2 separate regions of the Homo sapiens genome follow, and region 2 is linked to region 1. Evidence: read pairs that join two places in POLR2A ChIA-PET (ENCODE). Cell type or tissue: OCI-LY7. All regions are shown on one strand. Each heading gives the region's core, and the rest is flanking DNA. Links, peaks and the distances in the headings are about the cores only.

Region 1 (11,581 bases), core at 1,623-9,622:
TTGTTGAAGAGTTGGTTTAATTCTAGGTTACACAGAGTTTAGGGTAGAACAAAGACCAAAGAGCAGTCTCTGGCAAGATTCTGGGCTGGTTTTACTTTAAATTCATAGCTAAGGCAGGAATGGAGTGAAAACAACTAAAGAGAGGCCGGGCGCAGTGGCTCACGCCTGTAATCCCAGCACTTGGGAGGCTGAGGTGAGCAGATCACCTGAGGTCAGGAGTTTGAGACCAGCCTGGCCAACATTGTGTAACCTCGTCTCTACTAAAAATACAAAAATTAGCCGGGTGTGGTTGCGCATGCCTGTAGTCCCAGCTACTCGGGAGACTGAGGCATGAGAATCGCTTGAACCCAGGAGGTGGAGGTTGTAGTGAGCTGAAATTGTGCCACTGCACTGCAGCCAGGGCAACAGAGCGAGACTGTCTCAAAAAAAAAAAAAAAAAGAAAAAGAAAAACAACTAAAGAGATGATGAGCCACTGTAAGCATTTTAATTTATTTTATTAATATTTTTTATTTAAAATTTTAAAATTTTGTTTATTTTGAGACAGGGTCTTACTTTGTCATCCAGGTTGGAGTGCAGTGGCACAATCACAGCTCACTGCAGCCTCAACCTCCCAGCTCAAGCAATCTGCCCACCTTGGCCTCACAAAGTGCTAGGATTACAGGTGTGAGCCACCACACCTGCGGTTTTTTTTTTTTTTTTAAACAAAAGTTTATTCTTTAATGTGCAGTAGACTCCAGCTTCAAGACGACACTTCATTCCAGCTATAGGTGGCAACAGATATTATGGCAGGGAATACAGATGTTTAAATACGAATGAAATCAAGGGTCACCATTGCTTCAGGCACAGGGCACAGCTTACTTTCTGCCAGATTTTTAAATTCCACCTGTGGCCGGAGCCCCTTCCAGGAGGCTTTCGCTTTTAGCTCCTTGTGTTTCTTTCGTTCCTTTTCTTGTTTCTGCTTGAAAGCCTTATTCATCTTCTTGGCCTGCTTTTTGGGCAGTTTCAAAGGGTTCTTCTTGCCACCTTTGAGGCCGGACCTGGCACCTGCTGCCCCTTCCTGACTCTGTCACCACAAACAGCTAGCCTCATCTTTTTAAAGAACGTTCCATATTTTGGAATTTCTTATTGTATGCTTAAAATGTCATGTATTTTGTTTCTCAATTCCTGTTGTTTCTCTATTCCTTTTATTTCCTGTAAACTAGAAGTTAGATCTAGAGAGGTTTGACTAAATTTGGGTCAAATATTTTTGGCAAAAATACTTCATAGAGGCCAGGTGCGCTGGCTCATGTCTGTAATCCCAGCACTTTGAGAGGCTGAGGCAGATGGATTGCTAGAGCCCAGGAGTTCAAGACCAGCCTGGACAATTTGGCAAAACCCTGTCTCTATTTTAAAAAAAGAAAAAAAAATGCTGGGTTTGGTGGCCTGCGCCTGTAGTCCCAGCTACTTGGGAGGTTGAGACAGGAGGATGGCTTGAGCCAGAGAGGTGGAGGCTGCAGTGAGCCGACATCCTGCTGCTGTACTCCAGCCTAGGCGACAAGAGAACCCTGTCTCAAAAAAAAAAAAAAAAAAAAAAAAAAAAAGAAAAAACTTCACAGGTGATGATACGTGATTTATGTTGTGAGGATATACTTCTAGCTATGAGCCTTCAATAAGGTGGTAGGGACTGCCAGATGTTAGCTTGCGTTATTTACAATGCCAAATTTACCTGGTTAATGTGTCCATTGGATTTCTTCATCAAAGAGGTATATTTTTCCCTTTGCAGTTATACTTGATCTGTGGGGTGATAACTTTAGCATCATGTGAGTACCTCACTTCTCAAAATATTTTTCACTTAATGATTGATGATTATTAGCTGAGTCATTTATTGGGGGTTTTCTAATTTTGTTATTTGTTTATATTCATTAACTGTTTTCTGTAATAAAGAGCTTTTGCTTTCCCCCTTTCGTGTTTAAATGTTTAAATTTTGAAATAAATATGAACTAACAGAAGAGTTGGAAGAATAGTTCAAAGAACTCCTATGTACTTTTTATTCTGATTCACCCATTTTTAACATTTTGTCACATTTGCTTTATTCCTCCCTTCCTGCCTCCCAGCCCCTCATGTATTATTTTCGGAGCCATTTAGTGTTATTCACAGATATGCACTTCTCCGCACTTCTCTGCTCAAGAACAAGTTAAGTACCCGCAATATTAACTAATTCTGGACATTGAACATTTATATAGTATTGAAAATTCATACTCAAATTTCTCTAGTTGTCTCAGTAACATCTCACAGAATTTTTCTTTCTCTAATCCAGTATCCAATCTAGATATTTCTTTTCTTTTTTTATTTATTTTTTGAGACAGAGTCTCGCTCTGTCTCCCAGGCTGGGATGATCTTGGCTCACTGCAAGCTCCGCCTCCCGGGTTCACGCCATTCTCCTGCCTCAACCTCCCGAGTAGCTGGGACTACAGGCGCCCGCCACCATGCCTGGCTAATTTTTTGTATTTTTAGTAGAGACAGGGTTTCACCGTGTTAGCCAGGATGGTCTCGATCTCCTGACCTTGTGATCCACCCTCCTCGGCCTCCCAAAGTGCTGGGATTACGGGTGTGAGCCACCGCACCCGGTCCCAATCTAGATATTTCGTATCTCTTTAGTCTTTAAGCAGGAGCAGGTATTTGGCCCTTATTGCTTTTGGTCTTTTTTTTTTTTTTTTTTTTTGAGACTGGGTCTCACTTCGTTGCCCAGGCTAGAGTGCAGTGGCAAGATCATAGCTGCCTGCAGCCTGGAACTCCTGGGCTCAAGTGATTCTCCTACCTCAGTCTCCCAAGCACCTGGCACTAACCCCAGTTAATTTGAGGGCTCCTTTGCTTTTTTGGCAAAACAATAACCCAAGTCCTTCTTGTCTTTTCCTTTCCTTTTGTATCTTCCCATTTCTCCAAGGAGTCCCAGTTCTTTTGGTAGAAAATATTATTTATAAACCAGGATTTGGATGCTTGGTGGTGTATGCATTTGCTTGTATGCCCTTTTCAGTGGACAGAGCTAGAAAACATGATATTAAAAATCATCAGCTTACATTGGTATTTTATTTTATTTATTTTTTGAGACAGTCTCCCTCTGTCACCTAGGCTGGAGTGCAGTTGTGCAATCTTGGCTCATTGCAACCTCTGCCTCCTGGGTTGAAGCGATTCTTGTGCCTCAGCCTCCCGAGCAGCTAGGATTACAGGCGTCTGGCTAATTTTTGTATTTTTAGTAGAGATGGGGTTTTACCATATTGGCCAGGCTGGTCTCGAACCCCTGGCCTTAAGTGATCCGCTCACTTTGGCCTCTCAAAGTGTTGGGATTACAGACGTGAGCCACTGTGCCTGGCCTACATTGGTATTTTAAATTCCTAATCAAAGTTAACATTAGTGGCATTTTCTACACAGAAAACAGAGTCAGATTTATAATGCCAGTATTTTACTAACAATAACCCTACCAAGTGCAGTTTTTTTTCCAGTCCTTTTTTTTCTTAGCGTATACTGCATTAAAGATGAACTTTCTTCAAAAGTTACTTGAAATAACATTTTTCAGCTTGTTTGTTGAATTTGTTTATTTTGATTATCAAATTTCACAGTTTTTGTTTGTATTCATTATTAGGGTTTGCTTTTTCTCCCTCTTAATTTAGTTTTTTTGTTTGTTTGTTTTTGAGACAAGATCTCAATCTGTTACCTAGGCTGGAGTGTAGTGGTGCAGTTTTGGCTCCCTGTAGCCTCAACCTCGCAGGTTTGGGTGATCCTCCCACCTCAGCCTCCCAAGTAGCTGGAACGACAAGTGCGCACCACCATGCCTGGCTAATTTTTTGTGTTTTTTGGTATAGTCTGGGTTTTGCCATGTTGCCCAGTCTGGGCTCGAACTCCTGGGGTCATCGGTTCCTCCCTCCTCAGCCTCCCAAAATACTAGGATTACAAGGCATGAGCCACTGCACCCAGACGTAATTTAGTTTTTTTAATACGTTATTTACATGGTTTAAAATCTACTGAAAAAAAATTTTTAAGCACCTGTGACCAAGAAGGAATAAAATTAAATACTATATTGAAAAAGTACTGGCTGGGCGTGGTGGCTCACATCTGTAATCCCAGCACTTTGGGAGGCCGAGGGGGGCAGATCACCTGGGGTCAGGAGTTTGAGACCAGCCTGGCCAACATGGTGAAACCCCATCTCTACTAAAAATACAAAAATTAGCCAGGCGTGGTGGCACATGCCTGTAATCCCAGCTACTCTGAAGGATGAGGCAGGAGAATTGCTTGCACCCAGGAGACGGAGGCTGAAGAAAAAGTAGTTAAGTCTTGCTTCTGTCTCTGAGCTCTGGAGTTCATTCCAGTTTTTACTGTGTATATTCTTATTTTCACATTCTTAGAAGAAAGTTGGCATGCTGTATATGCTTGTGACACTTGATTTTTTTTTTTATAAATTGTGATAAATGCATAGCAAAATTTTACTGTCTTAATTTTTTTTTTTTGAGTCGGAGTCTTGCTCTCTCCTCCAGGCTGGAGTGCAGTGGCGTGATCTCAGCTCACTCCTGGGTTCAAGTGATTCTCCTGCCTCAGCCTCCTGAGTAGCTGGGACTACAGGTGCATGCCACCACACCTGGCTAATTTTTGTATTTTTAGTAGAGACGGGGTTTTACCATGTTGGCCAGGGTGGTCTGGAATTCCTGACCTCAAGTGATCTGCCTGCCTCAGCCTCCCAAAGTGCTGGGATTACAAGCAGGAGCCACTGTGCCTGGCCTTAACCATTTTTTTTGAGATGGAGTCTCACTGTATCACCCAGGCAGGAGTGCAGTGGCACGATCTCGGCTCACTGCAGCATCCGTCTCCTGGGTTCAAACAATTATCCTGCCTCAGTCTCCCGAGTAGCTGGCACTACAGGTGTGCACCACCACGCCCAGCTAATTTTTTGTATTTTTAGTAGAGATGGGATTTCACCATGTTGGCTAGGCTGGTCTTGAACTCCTAACCTCAAGTGATGCACATGCCTCCGCTCCACAAAGTCCTGAGATAGGCATGAACCACTGCACCTGGCTCATAATGTAATTCTGTTTTTAACATTTTTGAAGAACCTCTATACTGTTTTTCATAGTGATTGTACTGTTTTTTTTTTTTTTGTTGTGTGTTTTTTGTTTGTTTGTTTGTTTTTTAGAGACAGAGTCTCACTGTGTTGCTCAGGCTGGTCTTCGCCTCAAAGTGATCCTCCCACCATGGCCTCCCAAAGTGCTAGGATTACAGGTGTGAGCCACCATGCCCAGCCTCATTGTACCATTTTACAGTCAGTACACAATGGTTCCAATTTCTTCATGTTCTTACCAACAGTTATTATTTTCTGTGTCTGTGTGTGTTTTTCCTCTGAGAAAAGGTCTCCTTCTGTTACCCCTGCTGGAGTACAGTGGTATAATCATAGCTCACTGTGCCTCAACGTCCCGGGCTCAAGCAAACCTCCTGCCTTAGCCTCCCGAGCGGCTGGGACAACAGGTGTATGTCACCATGCCTGGCTAATTTTGTTTTTCTTTTCTTTTTTTTTTTTTTCCTAGAGACAGGGTCTCACTATGTTGTCTGTCCTGGCTGGTCTCAAACTCCTGGGCTCCATCTTCCCACTTCGGCTTCCTGAAGTGCTGAGATTACAATAGGCATGAGCCACTATGCCCATCCTAAAGTTTTACAGCCCAATAATAGTAATATTCCATCACTACAGCTATCATTGAGTTTCAGAAGTTAGACTGTTAAAAGTTTCAGTAAAGAGCTTTAACCAGTTTATTGTGGCAATACTGTGTACACAATTATTTTTTGTAAAAGGAAGGAGATTTCTGTCTTAAATAGCTTTAATAAAGTTTCAGTTTCATATACAGGAATAGATTTAAATTAAAACTCAGGGCCAAGTACAGTTTACAGAAATAGGCTTTGTAAAGTCTATGGTTTTATTATTATTTTTTTCCCTCTGCAATTCCTTCATAACATTTGAATTTTTTTGCTTGTTGGTTTTTTTTTTTTTTTTTTGAGACGGAGTCTCATTATGTTGCCCAGGCTGGAGTGCAGTGATGCGATCTCAGCTCACTGCAAGCTCCGACTCCTGGGTTCATGCCATTCTCCTGCCTCAGCCTCTCGAGTAGTTGGGACTACAGGCGCCCTCCACCACGCCTGGCTAATTTTTTTGAATTTTTTTAACAGAGACGGGGTTTCACCATGTTAGCCAGGATGGTCTTGATCTCCTGACCTCATGATCCGCCTGCCGCGGCCTCCCAAAGTGCTGGGAGTACAGGCATGAGCCACTGCGCCCAGGCTTGCTTCTTGTTTTTAAGGAGAAAGATTATTTTTGTTAAGTGTTGATGGTGATTTGGGATCAGAAGCTGTAATTTTTATGATTCAGTTGATGGACATTAGGATTGTTTTCACTTTTTGATTATTATTAATAACGCTGCTGTAAACATTCACGTACAAATATTTGTGTGGACATAATGCTTTCAGTTCCCTTGGGAATTTACCTAGGCGTAGAATTGCTGGGTCACATGGTATTTTGACATTTAACATTTGAGGAAATTCTTGACTATTTTCCCACCTAATTTTCAGTTTATTTTATGCCTAACAACCACTATTCTTTTGTAATCCAGATGGACTTCTCATGAGGGTTACTGTTTCTCCACATTCTCACTAACACTTCTTATTTTCCCTCTTTTTGACCATAGCCATCCCAGTGGATGTGAAGTGTTATCTAATTGTGGTATTCATTTATTTATATATTTTAGAGACGGGGTCTCACTCTGTTGCCCAGGCAGGAGTGCAGGTGTGATCACAGTGCACTGCAGCCTCGAACTCTTGGGCTCAAGCAGTCCTCCTGCCTGAACTCCAGCAGGAGGTGGTTCGAGTAGCTGGAACCACTGTTCCTGGTGCTCATCGTGGTTTTGTTTTGCATTTTTCTATTGATGCGATTCTCCTGCTTCAGCCTCCTGAGTAGCTGGGATTACAGGTGCCTGCCACCATGTCCGGCTAATTTTTGTATTTTTAGTAGATATGGGGTTTCGCCATGTTGCGCAGGCTGGTCTTAAACTCCTGACCCCAAGTGATCCACCTGCCTTGGCCTCCCAAAGTGCTGGGATTACAGGCGTGAGCCACCGTGTCCAGCCTGTATATCTTCTTTGGAGAAATAACTATTCACATTCTTTGCCCATTTAAGAAATTGGGTTATTTCTTGTTATTATTGAGTTTTAAGAGTTCTTCGTGTATTCTGGATGCAAGTCTCATCGGATACATGATTTGCAGAAATTTTTACCCTTTTTGTGGATTTGTTTTCCTTTTTTTAACTTTTTTTCCCAAGTCATGTGTAGGAAGACAGTGTTTTGATTTTTTTATGGTGTCATTGAAGCAAAGAAGTTTCCAATTTTGATTATGTCCAATTTACCTACTTTTTCTTTTGTTTATTGTGCATTGGTATTACATCTAAGGCAGCTTTGCCTAACCCAAGGTCCTGAATGTATTCTCTGTATTTAATGCAGTTGGCAATTGGTTAAGCAACTGATTTTTCTCATTTGAGAATGTAGATTCTCCTCCATTGGTATAAATGTGAATATGAGTTTGACTTTTTTATTAGAAAGCAGCTATAGTGAGTTTGACCTTGTGGTTAGAAAGCTATAAGCTTTTGGCTGGTCCGATGGTAGTGGGTTATCAGAACTCATTAACATTAGTGTCACTGAAGTTGATATACAACCCCCAACTGCTAAATTTGACTGGCTTAAAAAAAAAAAAAGAAAGCTATAAGCTTTAGTTTTGGTCTAATAAAAGCAGTTTTCAATAACTTAAATTTTACTTAGTAGAGGGAGGTTCAAGTAAAAATTAAGGACAGGTTTCATTGGTGAATTTTTTTTCACGACTTTTTTAGATATTTGTTTAACTTTCAGTTCATCGTATCTCTAATAACACTGTTTTTTTTGAAATCTAAACTGACTTGTTTGGAGGGAAATATCAAACTGTTAAGATGGTATGTGTCATAAGGTAATTAAAAGACATCATAAATTCCAGATATACTGAGGAACTAGTTAACTGGTTAGGCTTTTAGGTCTGTGTAGATAGTAGAACTAGAACCTGAGAACCATAGTTCTGAAATCAAGAGGCTCATAAAAGCTTAAGCTTATCATTTTATCTTGCTATTGACAGATTTGAAATATTCAGGGCCAACCAGCTCTTTAGGATTGTTCCTTTGGGAATGATTGTCTTTTCCTATTTTGTTAAATGCTTTTAAATTCATTTTTTTTTTTTTTTTTTTTTTTTTTTTGCGACGGTGTCTCGCCCTGTTGCCTAGGCTGGAGTGCAGTGGCACGATCTTGGCTCACTGCAACCTCTGTTTCCCAGGTTCAAGCGATCCTCCTGCCTCAGCCCCCCTGGTAGCTGGGATTACAGGCATGTGCCACCATGCCCGGCTAAATTTTGTATTTTCAGTAGAGACAGGGTTTCACCATGTTGGCCAGGCTGGTCTTGAACTCCTGATCTCAGGTGATCCACCTGCCTCGGCCTCCCAGAGTGCTGGGATTACAGACATGAGCCACCACGCCCGGCTTAAATTCATTTGTTAAGCAAGGTTTAAGAAAGGAATTTTGGAAATTTCCTACCTGCTTTCTACATAATCTTTTGAGATGGGGTCTCACTCTGTCACCAGGTTGAAGTGCAGTGGTGTCATCTTGGCTTACTGGAACCTCGACTTCCTGGGCTCAAGCAGTCCTCCTGCTTCAGCCCCCTGAGTAGCTGGGACCCACAGTTGTGTACCACCATGCCCGGCTAAGTTTTTGTGTTTTTGGTAGAGACAGGGTTTTGCCATGTTGCCCAGACTGGTCTCGAACTTCTGAGCTCGGGTGATCCACCTTCCTCAGCCTCCCGAAGTGTTGGGATTACAGGCTTGAACCACCGTGCCTGGCCTGTTGGCTTGTGATCTTGAAATTATGAAATTATTTTGCCTCTAGAGATCATCAAATCTAGACCCTTTAATTTGAAGATAAACAACACTGGAGAGATTAAATTTGTTCATAATTACAGAGTGGCAGAATTCAGGTCACCTGAATACCAGTTTAGTGTTCCCACTTTTACAAAAAAAGCCACTAAAACATTTCATAATATAGCTTGGAGGGGTTTTTTGGCTTAATATCTTTTTTTGTGTGTGACGTAGTCTTGTTCTGTCACCCAGGGTGGAGTGCAGTGGTGTGATCTTGGCTGACTGCAACCTCTGCCTCCTGGGTTCAAGTGATTCTCCTGCCTCAGCCTCCTAAGTAGCTGGGATTACAGGTGTGCGCCACCACGCCCAGCTAATTTTTGTATTTTTAGTAGAGACGGGGTTTCACCATGTTGGCCAGGCTGGTATCGAACTTCTGACCTCATGATCTGCCTACCTCAGCCTCCCAAAGTTCTGGGATTACAGACACGAGCCACTGCGCCTGGCCTGGTTTAATGTCTTTGAGAGAGAGCTAACATTTATCAGTTATATTTTGTAGCTAAAAGGTATAAAATAGGAAAATCATCCATCAGGAATCAACTGGTTACATTAATTATTTTGTGATTTGCAAGGAAAATTTTCCCTGCCATGGTGATCATTCATGGACATTCATGTGCTTTGTGTGGTGGAATGACTGGTGGTGCACTGTGAGTATTGATTTTGGGGCTACAGGTCAATTTTAGCAAGTAGGTAAATTCGCAATTGCAGAATCTGGGGCTAATGAGGATTGATTATGGTTTGACCTTGGGGAAACAGACAGTTTTTCCGGTTAATTATTTTTTGTTGTTAACTCCAAGGATATAAGAAGTATGCTTTTTAATTCAAAATTCAAACAACCAGAATGTGTACTGAAACTTTTCCCCTGAACCTAGTCATTTAGGAGACCGAAATACAAAGACATTAATGTAGATTGTTTTCCCTGAAGGCAGTATACAAAGGACATGAAGATAGTGTACATAAAATGTGGGAATAAAACTGGTTAATAAAATGGAATAAAAAAGCATGTAATGAAGAAAACTAAAATTGAAACAGGAAAGAGGAAATGAGAGAGAGAGAGAGTATGTGTATGTATGCTGGGAAAGAGCCCAAGAAATGATTTTTTTGTAGAGTCAGGGTCTCATTTTGTTGCTCAGGCTGGGCTTGAACTTGAACTCTTGAGCTCAAGCAATGGGACCTATCTTGGTCTCCCAAAGTGCTGGGATTATAGGCGTGAGCCACTGTGCTTGCTGCAGTAGAGATTTTCCTTAACCACAGTAGTGCTATCTCTCACACATGAGAAAATTAACAGCCAGGTGTGGTGGTTTATGCCCGTAATCCCAGTACTTTGGGAGGCTGAGTCGGGCAGATCCCTTGAGGCCAGGAGTTTGAGACCAGCCTGGGCAACATGTTGAAACCCTGTCTCTAAAAAAATATACAAAAATTAGCCAGATGTGGTGGCACATGCTGTATAGTCCCAGCTACTCAGGAGGCTGAGGTGGGAGGATCACTTGAGCCCAGGAGGTCAAGGTTGCAGTGAGCTATGATGGTGCCACTGCACTCCAGTCTGGGTGACAGAGCAAGACTGTCTCAAAAAAAAAAAAAAAAATTAACAGTAATCACCTAATATTAATACCTGTTCTATTTACCTAATTTACCTAGGTAAATCTATTATGTATACCAAGTTTACCTAATTGCCCCAAAATATCTTAGGCAACTTTTTTTTAAAGAACTAACATTCCATCAAGGTTGCTTTTATCTTTTAGTCTCATCTAGAATAGCTCTCCCCTCCCCATTTTCTCCTTCTTGCATTAACTTCTGGAGGTTTCAAGACAGTTTTTTTTTTTCCGGAGACAAAGCCTTGCTGTGTTGCCCAGGCTAGAGTGCAGTGGCTCCATCTCAGCTCGCTGCAGCCTGGACCTCCTGTGCACAAGTGATCCTCTCCATCTCAGCCTCCTGAGTAGCTGTGACCACAGGAGCATGCCACCACACCTGGCTAACTTTTTGGTGTTTTTTTTTTTTTTTTATAGAAAGGAGGTTTTGCCATGTTGCTTAGGCTGTTATCTTGTAGAATTTCTTGTATGTTTGTGTATCCTATGGTTTGGTAACTTTTTTCCTCTGTATTTTCTTTAAACTGGAGTACATAATTCTGCAAATCTAACTAATTTGTCCATTGTTATGGACTAAAAAAATGTAATTCTGCCTGCCTGACAGGTGTAGCTGTGTTCTAGAGATTGGGACCCATCAGGGTATTAGGACCTTCAGCATTAAAAGTTATTGTTTCAGGCAGGGCACGATGGCTCACGCCTTTAATCCCAACACTTTGGGAGGCTGAGGTGGGCAGATCACGAGGTCAGGAGTTCTGGACCATCCTGGCCAACATAGTGAAACCCTGTCTCTATTAAAAATACAAAAATTAGCCGGGCATGGTGGTACACGCCTGTAGTCTCAGCTACTCAGGAGGCTGAGGCAGGAGAATTGCTTGAACCCGAGAGGCAGAGGTTGCAGTAAGCCGAGATCGCACCATTGCACTCCAGCCTGGGCAACAGAGTGAGACTCCCTCTCAAAAAAAAAAAAAAAAGAGAAGTTATTGCTTCATAACTTACTTCCCTTGT
Region 2 (11,581 bases), core at 1,273-9,272, 140 kb after region 1:
GTTGACCTCATGTGGCCAGGTGACCCGACACTGGCCTCTGGCTGGCTTCATGGAGGCGGGGCAGGGAGGAAGCCCAGGCAGTGCTGAGGGACTGGAGCTGCTCCCTGGGCTGTGCTGCAGTAGGGTCCCTCCCCGAAACCCTCTGCATCTGGAATAGTGCCTATCAGTGCAGGTGCTCAGTGAGGACTTCGTTGGAAGGAGGACAGAAGCATGGGCTGTGCTTGCAGGAATGGCCTCACTGAACCCTCCCAACAGTCCCTGGAGGTAGCTATTCCTGGCCCATTTTATAAACGAGGAAGTTGAGGTTCAGAGTCCTGTGCTGCAGGTCACACAGACAGGGGGCGTCGGGGCCAGGGTTGCAGCCTGGTGTGCCTGGCTATAGGGGACACACCCTTGGTCTGACTGCTGCTCAGGCCGACGTGGCCTCAGCAACACTTGCTCATCTTGGGTGTGACCAGACTTCTTGTGGCTGGCCCCCAACTCTTCCCAGATCCTTACACACACTTCCTTGACTCAGATATCAGGAAGGCTGGGATGGAGGAAGGTCTGGGGTTGTTGAAGAAACAGAATCCGGAATGGGGGATGCCAAGAGGAGATGGGAGGAACATGAGTCCAATCCTCTGTGACCCTCAGCTGGTTACTGACTCTCTCTGTGCTTCAATCTCCTTATCTGGAACCAGCCTCCTCCCCTTATACAAAGGCCTGGAACAGAGCAGGCTCCTCTGATCCCACCTCAGACTCAGGGACATCTTGCAACAAATTGGCTTGTATTGGCTGTCAAAACTGAGAGCCTTCTGGGGTGCTGGAGAGGGCTGAGGAAGGGCATGAGATGGTGTGCTCTCCCCCACCTCTGGGGTTTGGCTTCCAGGCTGGGTGTGCCCTGGGCAGTATGTTCTACGTAGTCCAGCTGGGGGTGGGTAGTGGTGTCTCCTGGGGGATAACTGGACAGACTCTGTGCTCTCTATCTTGAAGGAATGTGCAAAGGAGGACATGGAATGTCCACGTCTCTGACCCTCTGACCTCTCGCAGGGACCGCAGGCAGCCTGCAGGCCTTCCCCTAGGCTGAGCCATGCAGAGGGACTCTGGAAGGCTCCCAGAGTTGCTGGAAAACAACAGTTCTCCTTATCCAGCGCTTTGCCCTGCCTGGCCTGGTGCTCTGTGCTGGACACGTGGGTGCCATTCATTCACTTTGGCTCCTCGATGTGGCTGTTTCTCTGGTGCACCTCTTTACAAAAGAGAACGTGAGGCCTACAGAAGCGAGCATCTCTCTCCAGGTCCCAGGCTGGTGGCTGGGGCTATCACGTGTAGAGCTGAGCGGCTGGGCCCAGGCCTCTGCCGGCCTCTCTGTGTCACACTGCCTCTCTTCCTCCCCTGCAGGAGTCAGGAAGCGTGTTCTCTCATGGTGCTGTGTCTCCGTTGTCTCTGCATGCTTCTGTCTGTCCCGTCTTTGCTCTTGGAGCAGAATGTTCCCTCACAGAGCTGCTGTTAGGGGCTCTCTGTGACTTGGGCTGGGGCAGCCCCTGGGCACAGGAAGGAGGTGGCCACCCCCACATCCGCCCCCCCCACCCCCACCTATGCCACGCTTTGTGCGATACTGTCGGCCACAGGCAGCAATGATCTCCCTGGATGCATTCAGGGACCAGCCGAGGAACTGCTTACAGACTGGCTATCAGGTCTAACTGGAAGATGAGCCGGAAGGTAGAGGAGAGTGTGTGTGGCCAGGCTGCTGTCAGGTTGACCAGGTGTGTCCAGCATTGGCTCCTTTTGGTGGGTTCTTGGTCTCGCTGACTTCAACAATAAAGCCATGGACCCTCACGGTGAGTGTTACAGTTCTTCAAGACTGTATGTCTGGAGTTTGATCCTTCAGACGTTCAGATATGTCCGGAGTTTCTTCCTTCCGGTGGGGTTGTGGTCTTACTGACTTCAGAAGTGAAGGCTCAGACCCTCCCACTGAGTGTTACAGTTCTTAAAGGTGGCACATCCGGAATTATCTGTTCCTCGAAACGATTCCTCCCCGTCGGTTCATGGTCTCGCTGGCTTCAGGATTGAAACTGCAGACCTTCGCTGTGAACATTACAGCTCATAAAGGTGGCGCAGACCCAAAGAACGTGCAGCAGCAAAAGCTACTACAAAGAGCAAAAGAACAAACTTTCCACACCAAGCAAAGGAACCCCAACTGGTTGCTGCTGTGGGTTCGAGTGGCCTGGTTTTATTCCCTTATTTGGCCCCTCCCACATCCTGCTGATTGGTCCATTTTACAGAGTGCTAATTGGTCTATTTTATAGAGTGCTGATTGGTCAGTTTTTACCAAGTGCTGATTGGTGTGTTTACAAACCTTTAGCTAGACACAGAGCACTGATTGGTGCATTTACAATCCTTTGGCTAGACAGAAAAGTTCTCCAAGTCCCCACCCCAACCAGAAGCCCAGCCAGCTTCCCCTTTCAGTGGGAAGCAAGGTAACTGGGGAGTGCTAGTTGAGGGTGTGTTTATGAAACGGCGAGGGAGGAAGGGTGGTGAAGCAGCTGGGCTAGCAGGGCAGGAGTGCCCATAACCACAAGGAAAGTCACAGGTCCCAGCAGCACCTGGCCCGTGGGAGTAGGGTCAGCACAGCTGGAAGCCAGAGGGGGCAGGCGTGTGGGTGCAGGCCCTAAACAGCAGTTCCTGGAGGCAGAGAACAGGAGCCTGGAAGGGGGTGCGAGGGATGTGTGCTCACTCACTGGGGTCTAGAGGTCTGGCTTTAAGGCGGAATCTGAAAGGCTGGGGCTGGGTGGAAGTCCTTAATTTGGCTTCGTTTTCTGGGTCCTTGGAGTGAGGAATTCCAGGCCCAGAGCCATGGGATTTCCTGTTGATTTCCGACTTCTCTAAGACTCCCAAGGTCTCGCTCATGGGCAGGCACTGGAATGTCCTCCCTGCCACCTTGGGTGTGTGTTTCAGAAGAGGAGGTTCACAGTGTTCTCCCGGAAGGAAACCAAGCCTGTCCTAGTGAAGCCCTGCCCAGCCCTCGAGGGTGGCTTGGGGCGGCCAGGCTCCACCTTGGTGGCCTGCCTGGCTCGCCCCGTGGAGACCAGCAGGGAGCTGGGAGCACTGAGGACCAGCCGCTGGGTGCCGAGGCCTCCTTTCTTCTTGGTTTCTTCCCAACTCCTGTTGCCACCATCTTTGCTTCCTTGCCCCTCTGGCCTAAATGTGGGCTCGCATGGTGGCTTTGGTCTCCTAAGCACCCCAGAGGGCAGGCCAAGGTGGACAGAAGCCCAGCATGCCCAGAAAGCCTGGTTGAATGGCCTTCCAGACAGCCTCTGCCACATGGGTCCCTAAGCAGAGAAGAAAGGACAGCCTGGGTGCCCCTTTCAAGTTTCCAGTCCATCTCCATTTCGCAGCAGCCTCCTGTGAGACCCTCCGCCCACAGCCCATGCCCAGACCCTAAGCGCAGCCCTGTCGTCCACCCCTGGACTCATCCTAAGGCCCCTCTTCTCTGTGGTTGACACTCTTCAGACTGGCCCTGCCCAGATTGCAGGCCGCAGAACAGCCCGACAGGAGCCTCACTCACCAAGCATTTCCCTCATGATGTCGCGGCAGTGACTGCTGGGTGGGATTCATCCTGGGAGGCAGAGCAGGCGGAGAGGTATTCCCAAAGGCACTGCACTCGAGTCCTGCCACCACCCGGCTGCAACCAGGCAGACGTTACCAGCTGGTTGCGTCACTCCCCAGCGAGCCTGATGCTCCCTCTCTGCCCAGTCTTCCAGGAATCCACTGGAGTTGACACTTGAGACAGAACCCACGTTCTCCCTTCCTAGCAAAAGGTGTGGGGTATCCGGTTCTTTGAAGGTCGTAGAGGCAGTTGGGGTGTTTAGGACTACATCCTGACCCTGTTTTTGAGTCTAAAAGGCCCCTCCTGGCTGTGCCGAAGGGCCCTGGGGCTGGACTGATTGCGGGCCTGGCTCACTGTGGGCTTTTCCCCTGTAGTTCGCATTTCACCCCTCCCAGAAGGAAACCCACCACTGACTCTGGGGACAGGCAGTGCCCAGTATGGATGAGATTTGCTCCCCCTCACCACACTCCCGTCTCGTCTCAAAGATTCATACTCTTGTCTTTTTTATTTATTTTTTATTTTGAGACAGGGTCTTGCTCTGTTGCCCAGGCCTGAGTGCAGTGGCACTCAGCCTCGGCCTCCCAGGCTCAAGCCATCCTCCCACTTCAGCCTCCAGAGTAGCTGAGACTACAGGCTTGCACCACCACACCTGGCTAATTTTTTTGTTTTCTTGTATTTTTATTAGAGATGGATTCTTGCCATATTGCCCAGGCTGGTCTCGAACTCCTGGGCTCAAGGGATCCGCCCACCTTGGCCTCCCACAGTGCTCTGGATGACAGGCTTGAGCCATTCTGCACACGCACCCAGCTACCCTCTTGCCTGCTCTGTGTTTGGGTGGTTATGTGTTTATTGGAGGCAGTCAGTTTGAAACTAACTCATGGTGCAGAGGATGGAACCATGGAAGACTGAGCAGTCTGGATTCAAGTGTGGACCCCGCTCTGCTGTGTGAGCTTGGGCAAGTTACTCAACCTCTTTGAGGCTTAGGTCCCTTTTCTGGAAGAGGCCATAATAATAGTAGCTGCAGTATTGCCCTGGGGATTAAATGAGAGTGTGAATACAGAGCCGCTCACCTGTGCTGGGTGGTGTTCTGTGTGCGAGACTCTCTGGTCCCTGAAGAAGGGGTAATAGGGGCCCAAGTGGGAGTTGACTGGGCCCCTGACACCCCAAGGGGTGGGCACTACAAGCACTGAGCAGCCTGGACCCTGGGTTAGAGCGATTTTCCTGATCCTGCAGAGCGTCTTCACTTTTTAATACGAGGTGTGTCTGTCGGGCGCAGGCCCCCGCGTGTGCCCCATCTGCACCCCTGACCAGCTCTGACTCACTCCTCCTGTCTCCTGCCCCCAGCAATATGTCGGACGCCTTGGCCAACGCCGTGTGCCAGCGCTGCCAGGCCCGCTTCTCCCCCGCCGAGCGCATTGTCAACAGCAATGGGGAGCTGTACCATGAGCACTGCTTCGTGTGTGCCCAGTGCTTCCGGCCCTTCCCCGAGGGGCTCTTCTATGAGGTGAGGACACTACTGAGGGCTTTCTCAGACCCAGCTCGGAGTCTGCCCTCTATGAGCGGGTGGGCCGGGCTCCATGCAGTGGTCCCGACTGGTGACAGGGCCAGGTCTGGAGCCAGCCCAGAACCAGGCTTGAGCTCCTGCACGGGCCCATCCTTCACCTGTGAGATGTGAACAGCACCCCAGGTGCCCTGGGTGCTAACAGAGAGCCACCTTTCACCAGCCTCCTCTGGGCAGATGCTGGGCAGGCCCTGGGGGCAGGAAGAGCCTGCCCTGGTGGTGCTTGCCCTCCCTGGGGACTAGACAGTGAGCACAGCAACCGCATGGCCCACCAGCTGGTGCTGATGCCCTGGGGGTCAGGGTTCCCGGGGTGGGGTGCGGTGGTGCTCAGGGAAGGTGAGGTTTGGGCACACCTGAGGGGAGGGAGACATACTGGGCAGAGGGCACCGCATATGCACATACCCTGTGGTGGGAGAACATGGGGTGTATGGAGAGCAGTAGGAAGACTGGTGTGATGGAAGCCGAGGGCATGAGAGGGAGAAGGCCAGGAGCTGAGGAAAGGGAGGTGGATCTCGCTTGGCCCCACGGGCCTCTACGGAGCCATAGGCTTCCCCTCTGCAAGAGGCAGGAGCCACCTCGGGGTGTGGAGCAGAGGAGTCACACTATCTGCTGACATTTGAAAAGGTGACCTGGCCGGGCGCGGCGGCTCACGCCTGTAATCCCAGCACTTTGGGAGGCGGAGGCAGATGGATCACCTGAGGTCAGGAGTTCAAGACCAGCCTGGCCAACATGGTGAAACCCTGTCTGTACTAAAAATACAAAAAATGAGCCTGGCATGGTGGCAGGTGCCTGTAATCCCAGCTACTCGGGAGGCTGAGGCAGGAGAATCACTTGAACCTGGGAGGCAGAGGTTGCAGTGAGCCGAGATCGCGCCATTGCACTCCAGCCTGTGGGACAGAGCAAGACTCCATCTAAAAAAAAAAAAAAAAAGAAAGAAAAAAAAAAGGAGGCTTGTGGCCGCTGTGCTGAGGAGAGGATGTAAGGCGGGGCAGGAACAGAGGCTGGGCCAGGAGGCTGGGGGGACCAGGAGCTGAATTAGTGCAATCACCCAGATGAAAGTGAAGGGGCCCCCACCAGCTCACAGGAGCAGTCGTTAAATCATCAACAATCTTGGGAGCTGGTTGGGCAACAGAGTTATTGTTTAAAAATTAAATTATATCAGCGTACAATGGGATACAATTTTATTAAAAACAAAGGTAACAAATACTCAAAGCATACCACTTGCTAATTATTTTGTTCCACTTTACTATCGTCTATGCTGATGGGGTTATTTCTGTCCATTGTGCTGGTGTGGCCACTGCACATCTCCCCTCAAGTCCACATCGATGTCATGTTGGCAGCCAGGAGTTGGCCATGACGGGAATATTCACACCATGGACACTGGCAAACGCCCCACAGCAGGGCCTGCCTCTGCGCCCCAGAGAGCTGGCTGTTGAGCATTTACCAGAACATCACTTGTGCTTGTGGTGGCGGTGGTGGCCAGGGGTCAGATGCTGGCTCTGTTTCAAGGTAGAGCTGATGGGACTGGCTGGTGGATGGATGTGGGGCCTGTGGTCCGCCTGGCAGAGCAAGAGCCGCTGTTCCTCACAGTGTCTTCAGCCTCCTGAGGAATGCTGTCTAAGTGTAGAGGCAGCGGGAGGGGTGGGCAAAGCTCTAGGAGGGGTGGCCATATGCCCAGAACAAAGCCTCTCTCTCTCACACACAGCAGGTGCCCAGAAGATTTTCATTGCTGAAAGAGTTTAAGCCCTTCCTGACTCTACAGGTCACTGGGTAGGGCTATATCCAGTTTAGTCTAATAAGACACTCATTTTAGAGAACAGGGAAAAACCAATTAAAAAACAGAAAATACAATTGTTAGAGGAAAGCAGAGGCAGGCTTTGGCCCCGCTTGTGGCCAGCACAGGGGCCCTCGCTGGCAGCTGCCGCCTGGAGGGTGTGCACACTGGCTCCTGCTGGCCGCAGCCCTGAGCTCTTCCCACTTCCCCGTGCCCAGGCCCTTCCTGCGTTCCCTTCCTTCTGTCTCCTATACCCGGGTCTTCATGGCCTCTGAGAGAGCTGGATACTCCCACAGAGAAGGTATACGAAATAGGACCAAGTGACACTACACTTCAGACTGGATCTCATCCCTCCTGGCTTAAAACCGCCTCGCCCCCAGCCTGTTCTCCGGACCAACAGGGTCCAGATCCTCAGTAGACACCAGTGGCCCTTTGACAGGTGGCCTCACGGACCTCTCCAGCTTCCACGGGGGCACCTCCCTTTGCACCCCACCATCCCAAAAGGGCCAGTGTCCTCTCTGGCCAGGCCTGGGACCCACTGCTCCAGCCTCAGCCCGGCATGCCCCTGCCTCAGTGCCTCATCCCCTGCTGTCAGGTCCTGACCCAACAAGGGCCTGGGCTGCTCATGGGGATGATAGGTGGTTTGCTTGTCCTCTCTCTGCGACCCCTTTGCAGTTTGAAGGCCGGAAGTACTGCGAACACGACTTCCAAATGCTGTTTGCTCCGTGCTGTGGATCCTGCGGTAAGGCCGGTGACAGTACACATCCTGGGCTGCCTGGGAAGTGGGCAGCAGTGGCGGGGGGCAGGGGGCCGAGGGGGTACACAGAACTGGCCCAGCTCTTTCCTAACTCCCCACCTTGCCTCTCTGAGCGGCAGCCGTCAGGCCCCCTACAGGCATCACCATCCCACGAGGGAGCCCATGGGCCAGGCAGAGAGCAGGCGGAGTGCTAGGTGGACAGGGCTTGGGAGGGTCCGAAGAGGGGACAGGCACGTGCTCCCCAGCCAGCAGGGACCTGTCTTCTTCCAGGTGAGTTCATCATTGGCCGCGTCATCAAGGCCATGAACAACAACTGGCACCCGGGCTGCTTCCGCTGCGAGCTGTGTGATGTGGAGCTGGCTGACCTGGGCTTTGTGAAGAATGCCGGCAGGTGAGGTGGCCGTGTTGGGCCAGAGAGGACTGGGCCACAGCCCTTCCTGGCACACCTGCCACCTCTCCTGTGTGCTACCCACTTGCTGAGGGCGCAGAAGGGTCCCGGTGCTGCAGCCTGCACTGATGTAGCTGCCCTCCCTCCAGGTCACCCCGGGGCGGATAGTCCAGCTCCCAGTTTACAGGGCCCCACGCTCAGCGAGCTCCTGGCAGCCTCTCGGGAGCCATGAGAAATCCTCACACTCTGCCACCCCCCTGGCCACCCCATCTACTGACCCCACCTGTCCACCTTCTCCTGCCTGTACCTGTGCAGCTCAGTGTGGCTGGAGGGAGATGCCCACATTTACTCTAAATTGAGGGCCACAAACCTCATGGGTACTCCAGAAGTTCCCACCTTCTGCGAACCCTTGGTCTCTCATCCTCCCTTCCCAAGCACTGTCCCTATAGCAGGTGGCCTTGTCTCCCACCTCCCCTGGCCCTAGCTCTGAGATCCCGTGCAGCCCGGCCTCTGTCTGTGAGCCCTGTTCATCCCCACACTTTCTCCAGGGCTTGCTTCTCCACGCCACTCTCTCGTCCTTTCTGAAGGACTGGGCTGGGGAGCTGGGTTAAAAACACTGCTGGGCCTTCCTCCCCGGCTTCTCCCAGCACACCCGCTGCCCCTCGCGTGTGCTACCCTGGCCTCATCTGCCCAGGGACCCACACCTCCTCTTGACCCCTCAGCAGCCCTCACCACAGCTGCTGAGGTGCAGAAACGCCCCCCTTCTGGCACCCGGGACCCTGAGTTCCTGTGGTTCTGCCCGCCCCCACAGCTGCACCTGCTCACTCCCCTCCTCTGAGTCACCTTTCTCCCTGTCTCTCCATGGGGAGTCGTCTGGGGCTCCGTGCCCGGCCCTCATGGCTGCCCTTGCAGACAGAATCCTAGAGCCCTAAATGGCACATGTGTCTGGAGAATTCCAGGCTCCACTTCAGGCCTCTCTCTCGCTGTCCTCAGCTGCCCACATGTCACCTCCACTTGGTGTCCACCAGGCATCCCAAACGCAATGAGGCACAAGCAGTTTGGGATTCTCCTCCACTGACCACCAAGGCTGCCTCTGCATGCGTCCCCTGTATCAGTGAGAGGCAGCGCCGACCCCCAGAGGCCCCAGCCATGCTTCCCCTGCCACACTCTCTCTGTCCGGGCACTCTGCTCCCTCCCGCAGCTCCTCCGAGATGCTTCCCCGACACTACCGAGCTCTTGTCCGTGTGCTGCCCGTGAGAGAGGCACGTGGCCTGGGGCCTGGCGTCCGGCCCACTGTCCTCGGAGCTGGGCGGTGCCTGGCATTGAGCAGCTTGTCTAAATGAAGGGCTGAGGGGCAGACGGTGCAGTGCAGGGGCCGAGGGACAGCACCAGGAGCTCGTGCTGACCAGCAACGTCGCCGACAGGGTGTGTGGAGCGAGCCCAATCTCCTTCCTGAGCCAAGGTTTGCACAGGGCCACTGCCCCAAGGGCTGGTTGGGGAAATCTGAAAGATGCTGGAAACGTTTTGGAAAGTCAAACATGCTACAAAAGCATGTTGCCGTAAGGACGGTGCAGGGTGGCAGCTAGAGTGAGGAATGAGGGCCCCTACTTGGCCCTCCCAGCCCCACAGTGCAGAACCTCAGAATCTGGGCAGATGTGCTGTGAGCTGCCAGAGCCCCAGCAAGAGAGCCCACGAGGCTGCCTCTGCCACTGTACCACCACTTCACCATTCTTGGGTCAGAGAAGTTCTGGGAAACGCTTCATGTTGACCAAACATAACAACCTGTGTAGTCTTAAAGCTACAGTTATATTTATGGTCCGTACAAACAAATACAAAAAAGGACATGTTAGGGAAATATCTGCACACTAGCAAGGGAAATAGCTCAGGCGGAGAGAGGCCTCTCTGGAGGAAGTGGGTCTGGGTCAGTGGGAGGCAGGTGCACAGCCCAGCCCTGGCCTGAGCTGAGCTCCCGTGACTGCACATGCTTGTCCAGGACTGGGAGGCCTGGGAGCCTGTCAAAGAGCTCTGGGGGTTGCAGGCTTGTGCGTGGGGTTACAGCAGGAGAGATCCAGAATCCAGAGCTGTGCTGAGTCCCTGCAGGCCGTGAGTGCTGACGTCCGCTGGCAACCAGCCTGAAATGTGTGGCCTGTGTCTCTTCAACTCAGGCAGTGTGTGTCTGGCAGAGGCACTACAGAGGGGACTCAGAGTACCTTGCACTGCAAAGGAGTATTGAGACTCCCTCCCCGTCCCCACCAGGACTCCCAGGTCCCTCTTCTGGGTCATTTGCAGCCTGCCTTCAGGGTCTTTCTGCTGAGCCTCGCCGATGAGCGATTCTGTAGCGGGAAGGAGGCTGGGAGCCTAGCGGGAAAGAAAGGCCTCCATTGTTCAGGGGTTGTTCTTCCGGCCTCCTCTCTCCCTGCCACAGATGAAGTCGTTGAGTGTCTAGGAGCCATTGTAGCCATCACAAGCCCCTGCAGAGGGGTGGCCGATGGATCCCCTTTGTCAGTTCTTCCTTTTTATGGGTTGAGACTAGGCGATCTAGAGAAATGGTGGGCATCTGCTGAGATTTCAGGTTGCTTGCTGGGGAGGTGGCTGGGGAAAGGGCAGATGCCTCTTGCTGGGTCTGCTGAGTCCTAAACAGTCTGCGCTCGGCCTGGACGGCGCCCCCCGCTCACAGCTCTGACTTGGCACTCAGCGAGCTCTCGTTGGTTTTCCCTTCGAAGCTGGGGGGCGGGCCCTTGAGCCTTTTGCCACAGAGCAAGTTGCACAGGGCGTGGCGGAACTTCTCAGCCACGAAGAAATACATGATGGGGTCGAGTGCCCCGTTGAGGCTGGTGAGGCAGGAGGTGATGCGGTTTGCCAGGGCCAGGATGCGCTGGGTGGCGCAGGAGGCCCCATGGCTGCGGTAGTGCAGCACGTAGACGGAGCGGTTGACGTGGTAGGGCACGAAGCAGACCAGGAAGATGGCCAGCACTATGGCGATCATGCGCACTGCCTTGGTCTTGAGGCGCTTCTCCACACGCAGGCCCTGCCGCAGGCTGCGGATGATCAGCAGGTAGCAGGTGACCGTGGTGATGAACGGGAAGGTGAAGGCCACTGCCAGGGACACCAGGGCATGGTGGGAGGCCTTCTCCCGGTACAGCTGCAGGCAGACCACCGTGTGGTTGGTCTGCACGGTCTGTGGGCTCACCAGCAGCGGGGCCATGGCCACAGCCACCACCACCCACAGGAAGGCACAGGCCAGGTGTGCGTAGAGGGGCCTGCGGAGCTTGAGGGACTTGACCGGGTGCACAATGGCCAGGAAACGGTCGGCGCTGATGCAGGTGAGGAAGTAGATGCTGGCGTACATGTTGAGGTAGAAGAGGAAGCCGGTGAGACGGCATGCGATTTCCCCAAATGGCCAGTGGTTCCCAGAGAAGTGGTAGACCAGGCGGGTGGGCAGGACCAGCACGCACGACAAGTCGGCCACGGCCAGATGCATCAGGAACACGTTGGCCGGGGTCCCGGACTTGTGG

The links. ChIA-PET counts read pairs that join two places held together with the same protein. Peaks named below come from ENCODE experiments on the same cell type or tissue, not always from the same donor. Only the 100,000 strongest peaks of a DNase experiment are listed, where the experiment ranks them.
Region 2: POLR2A ChIA-PET joins it to region 1 with 5 read pairs; 5 of 35 experiments call an interaction of 5 or more read pairs at or near these places.

What each region holds. Positions count from the first base shown.
Region 1 is chr2:127,795,069-127,806,649 of GRCh38, reverse strand. All of the region lies in intron 1 of WDR33 (WD repeat domain 33), which reads left to right. It also overlaps the pseudogene RNY4P7. Among named protein-coding and RNA genes, the nearest start is that of WDR33, 10 kb to the left of the region's middle. RefSeq lists a silencer at 11,528-11,581. In OCI-LY7, for the core only: no CTCF peak of the experiment used is centred there; no DNase peak of the experiment used is centred there; H3K27ac peaks cover 345 bases.
Region 2 is chr2:127,650,912-127,662,492 of GRCh38, reverse strand. LIMS2 (LIM zinc finger domain containing 2) reads left to right here. Exons shown (of 10, transcript NM_001161403.3): 2 at 4,931-5,090; 3 at 7,597-7,663; 4 at 7,949-8,069. GPR17 (G protein-coupled receptor 17) reads right to left here. Exons shown (of 2, transcript NM_001161417.2): 2 at 9,854-11,581. The coding sequence ends at 10,738. Among named protein-coding and RNA genes, the nearest start is that of GPR17, 11 kb to the right of the region's middle. RefSeq lists enhancers at 1-704, 3,279-3,779, 10,027-10,106, 10,147-10,206, 10,626-11,351 and 1 more. In OCI-LY7, for the core only: no CTCF peak of the experiment used is centred there; no DNase peak of the experiment used is centred there.